Regions from separate parts of the Mus musculus genome. Here region 1 is linked to region 2. Evidence: chromatin loops called from intact Hi-C (ENCODE). Cell type or tissue: gastrocnemius. All regions are shown on one strand.

What was found. Peaks named below come from ENCODE experiments on the same cell type or tissue, not always from the same donor. Only the 100,000 strongest peaks of a DNase experiment are listed, where the experiment ranks them.
Region 1: it touches region 2 in a loop (2.7-fold over the local background); 2 of 42 quality-filtered maps call a loop at or near these places.

The regions. Positions count from the first base shown.
Region 1 is chr13:51,308,685-51,311,184 of GRCm38, forward strand. All of the region lies in intron 2 of Gm46414 (a long non-coding RNA gene), which reads left to right. Among named protein-coding and RNA genes, the nearest start is that of S1pr3, 99 kb to the right of the region's middle. In gastrocnemius, no CTCF peak of the experiment used is centred here; a DNase peak (open chromatin) is centred at 1,281.
Region 2 is chr13:51,190,638-51,193,137 of GRCm38, forward strand. No RefSeq gene overlaps it. Among named protein-coding and RNA genes, the nearest start is that of Gm46414, 17 kb to the right of the region's middle. In gastrocnemius, a CTCF peak has its summit at 1,296 (motif pointing right); no DNase peak of the experiment used is centred here.

The DNA.
Region 1 (2,500 bases), 120 kb after region 2:
GGATCATGGTCTTTACATAACAGAATTGTAGAAAACCTTTCTCTTTGTACCTTGCTAGTGGTCCTTTTTAATAGCTCACTGCCTGGATGTTTTAATAGATGTACTAGCTGTTGCTTAGAGTTCTACTTCTAGCTTCTCCTGTGTGTGTGTGTGTGTGTGTGTGTGTGTGTGTGTGTGTGTGTGTGAGAGAGAGAGAGAGAGAGAGAGAGAGAGATTCCCTATGTGCATTTGCAGGTCCACATGTACATGTGTGTGCATGTGTGTATCTGTAGACATGCGTATAAAGCCTGGGGGACAACTTTAGGTTCTGTGCTCCTCAGGTATCATCTACCTTTCCTTTCCCTTGAAATAGGGTCTCTCACTGGCCTGCAGCTCAACAAGTAGGCTAGGCTAACCGGCCAGTGAACCCCAGGGATCTATCTCCCCGTCTCTGTCTCTCCAGCGCTGGCATTACAAACAAGTGCCACCATGACATGGTCTTCCCCCCACGGCTCCTGAGGATTGAACTCAGGTCTTTGTGCTTGCATGATGTGATGGTTCTTCCTGTGGTCAACTCGATTACATTTGGGATGAACTAAAACCCCCAGAACGGAGGGGCACACTTGTGAGATATTTTTGCCTAGTTTAGAATGGGAAGATCTACCTCTAAGCTGGATCTTTGAAGTAGGAAGGCACACCTTTTATCTGAGTCATTTGGGGTTCTGAAAACTCACCTCTAGGATTATAGAAGGACACGGAAGAAGGAAGCTTTTATTCTTTGTCTGCTTGCTCTCACTTCTATAGCAAGTCTGTTCCCTCACTGGCATTAGAGCCTACTCCTTCAGGATCCCTGTGCATGCTGAAGACCAGCTGAGACATCCAGCCTCATGGATTGAAGAACTACTGGATGCTTAGACCTTCCATTCATAGTCTGCCATGCCATGGTTGGATTAGCTGGACCATAGCCTGTGAGTCATTCCTATCAATTCTGAGAGAGAGAGAGAGAGAAAGAGAGAGAGAGAGAGAGAGAGAGAGAGAGAGAGAGAGATTCATTTGTTATTCCAGAGAACTCTGACTAATACAGTTAGTGAGCCTTCTATCAACTTAGTCATCTCCCAGACCCTAGTTTTTCTTTTCAACTAGTCATTGAGTGGGAAAGGCACCATTTCTCCTTGCTTCCACTCATTTTGGGAAAGCCTTCCTCCTGGAGACAGGCTGAATACCCCCTCAGGGAAACACTCTGAGAGCTTCTGGGAACCAGAGGCAAAAAGCCAAGAGTCGGGCACCATGTTCCGGAACTGAAGGAGGCAGCCTGGGAGACAGAGTGCGTGAGGCAATGCCCAGACTACAGTGACTCTGCAGGACGAGGTCCTCTTCCCACCACCTGTGCACTCCCAGGCTGTGTGACAAAAGGAAACTGCAGCAGTTTGACGTTGATGCTTTGAGTCCTCAGAGAGAGAGCATATGGTCTGCCAGGCCACTGCCAGGATTTGAGGATAACCATGAACTAAGTGGAAAGCCCACAGGAGAGAATTTCTTCTGTGCCATGAGTAAGGAGCTGATAAGGTCTCTTGCAAGCCCCACCATGAACCCATGCTGTCTTCCCAAGAGGCCAGCTATTCTTTTTGAGAAGGAACGAAATGCTCTAAGCTTGTAGCAGCTGGAGACAAGCCACTAAATGAGCAACACAGGAGTTCCTGACCTTGCATCTAGATGTCTCTGCCTGCTGCTGAGGCTGCAGTGGCCATACCATTGTCCATAAAAACAATTCTTCTTGCCAACCTAACTTCAGGCCCCTGGGAAGGGGAGCTAGATAGGAGAGACAGGTCTTTGTGTTCTGACCAGGCCTGAAGGCACCACATTATCTTCCAATAAACAGTCCCACACAGTGGCTTTCCCACTGGACTTGAGGCAGGTTGCACTAATGATGCTTTGGCTATCTTTAACTTTCAGATTCACTGACTCTGGAGGGATGGCTTCTCCCAGGGCCGGCCAATGCCTGCAGGCATTATACAAACCAAAAGAGCATACTTTTTGAATACGAACCGATCAATTCTGAATCCACACCCGCCTCACTGACCAGACTCTAGCTACCTGCCTTCATACCCTGGGAACAGGCTTTGGGCAGCATGGGGCGGGGAGCTTGTGTTCATTATTTTTCTGTCGCTGTGATAAAAATACAATGACCAGAGCAACTTATAGAAGGGAATAGTTTATTTTGGCTTATGGTTCCAGAGAGACAGGAGTCCGGCATAGTGGGAAAACAATGAGTCCCCCAATCCCCCCCCCCACCCACTTGCAGCAGACATGACATGACAGTAGGAGCAGGAATCTGAGAGGTCACACAGGAAGTAGCACCAGGTTTTAAACTATCTAAGCCCATTTCTAGCGATACACTTCCAGCAACACCACACCTCCTAAACCTCCCCATATTCAACCATTACCTGGGGACCAAGAGTTCAAATACTGGGGATGTTTCTCACTCAGACTACACAGAGTCTGTCCCTGTACCCCAGAGTTT
Region 2 (2,500 bases):
TGCCTGCACGCCAGAAGAGGGCGCCAGATCTCATTGTAGATGGTTGTGAGCCACCCTGTGATTGCTGGGAATTGAACTCAGGACCTCTGGGAAGAACATTCAGTGCTCTCAACCATTGAGCCATCTATCCAGTTCCCTGTGACAGGTTTCTGAGGGTCACTGTGACAGGCGTCTGAGGGCATTCTGAGCAGCGAGTGGGGAGAACGGGGGCCCAGGGCAGCACAGCCCTGTGCAACTTCTTTCCAACCAGCCCTACGATTTCACAAGAAGGGAATATGCTCACAGTACATAAGGCTCAGGTGTTCTGGGACTAAAACCCTGGAATTCTAGATCAAAGTCGTCTGTCTGTCCAGGCGTCTTTCCAGGGCCAGCAGAAGACTGCAACTGTGTCCCCAGTGCCTGTATCTGTTGTTTTGGTAGTTTAGTTCTAGATGAGAGGAATGAGTGGGGCTGGGGAGCATTTCACGGTCAGGGTCTAGGGCAAGAGGGAAGAAATCGCTTATGCCTTTGTTCTTGTGATTCTACGAAAAGGAAAAACAGTTGTGTAGGAACAGGCTCCAAGTAAATGTCCCCTAGAGCAGCAGGCACATAGATGTCCCCACTTCTTCCTCTCCTGTCCTTCAGCTAGACAAGGCCAGTGTGCTAGGACATTCTCACCTCCTTGACAGATGCAAGACAAAGAACCAGGCCTTGTGTCAGATTTTACATGAGTCTCTAGACAGCTTGAGGGAGCAGGGTCTTGGGGTTGACACTCCTGGGAGCCAAATGTTTTCCCTTGCCACTAGAAAGGGAATTTGAACCTCGTTCTCCTCCCTCCTTCCCTCCTCCCCTTTCTCTTTCCCTCCTCTCCCCCCATTTTCCCTTCCCTCCTCAGCTTCTATTCCTGCTTCCTGTTTTGCGCCCCCCCCTTTTCTTTGACAACCTATTGTGGCCCAGGATGACCTCAAACTCAACTCGATATACAGCTGAGAGTGACCTTGAACTTCTGACCCTCCGGCCTTCAGTCCCCAAGTGCTGTTCTTACAGATGTGTGCCAGCACCTCTGTTTATAACATGCTAGGGATGGAACTCAGGGTTTTGTGCAAGCTAGCTGAACACTTTACCAACTGAACCACACCCTTCAGCCCCCCTCTTGCTCTCTTATTTAAAATGCACCCGCATACTGTCAAACAAATAACCAGTCTTCTATCTCTTGGGTTGGTAGATAGGGCTCTAGTATCTCATGAGTTTGTTCCCTAAGAGGAGACTGCATTCACATGTCATAAAGTTTTGAGGGTTTTTAAGAGAACACTCTACCAGCAGGGGGCCCATCACTCCAAGCTAAAAAGAATTCCCCAGGAGGAAAAAAAAATGCAAAATGCTGGAAATACAATAAAGCCAAGAGGTCCCACAGCTGCCCAGTCTCCACAGGCACATGGCATGTGCTGAAAAGTTCTTTCAGCTTACAGGTCTCCCTGGACTCTTTTAATGACTACGTAGTACTCCACCTTGAGAGCCTCAGTTTACTCTCAGATGGTTGAGCATCGGTTGCTGTGCTTTTGAACATCAGATGCAAAATTCTTGTAATATCCTTGTTGCTAATCCCTGCTGATAGACATTTTACCTTTATCTTGTAATTTCCCTTGTGTCTATTCCCAGAAGTGGAATTAGTAGGCCAGAAGATTTTTAAAATACTTATTTTTTTCATGAATTTATTTATTTATTCACTTTATATCCCGATTGCAGCCCCCTCCCTCCTCTCTTTCTGGTCCCACCCTTACAAATCCCTTCTCCCATTACTCTCTCCCCTTCCCAGAGAAGGGAAGGCCCCCACTGGTACCACCCCACCTGGACACATCAAGTCAAAGCAGGACTAAGTGCATCCTCTCCCACTGAGGATGGACCAGACAGTCCAGCCAAGAGGAAGGGAATCTAATGGCAGGCAACAGAGCCAGAGACAGCCCCCACTCCAGCTGTTAGAGGATCCACATAAAGACCAAGCTGCATACCTGCTATGGATGTGTAGGGGGCCTATGTCCAGCCCCTGCATGCCCTTTGGTTGGTGCTTCAGCCTCTGTGAGCCCCCGTGGGTCCAGGTCAGTAGACTATGTAGGTCTTCTTGTGGTGTCTTTGACCACTCCTGCTCCCTTAATCCTTACCCCACCTCTTCCACAAGACTCCCTGAGCTCTGCCTGATGTTTGGCTATGGGTCTCTGCATCTGTTTCCATCTGCTGCTGGATGAAGCCTCCCAGGAGACAATTATGCTAGGTTCCTGTTTGTAGGTATAGCAGAGTATCGTTAATAATGTCAATAAATGACCCTCAACTGAAGAGTGGATAAAAAAAATGTGGTACATATATACAATGGAATGTTAGTCAGCTACTAAAAACAAAGACATCATGAAATTTGCAGGCAAATGGATGGAACTTGAAAATATCATCCTGAGTGAAGTTGCCCCGATCCAGAAAGACACATGGTATATACTCACTTATAAGTGGACATTAGCCATAAAGTACAGGA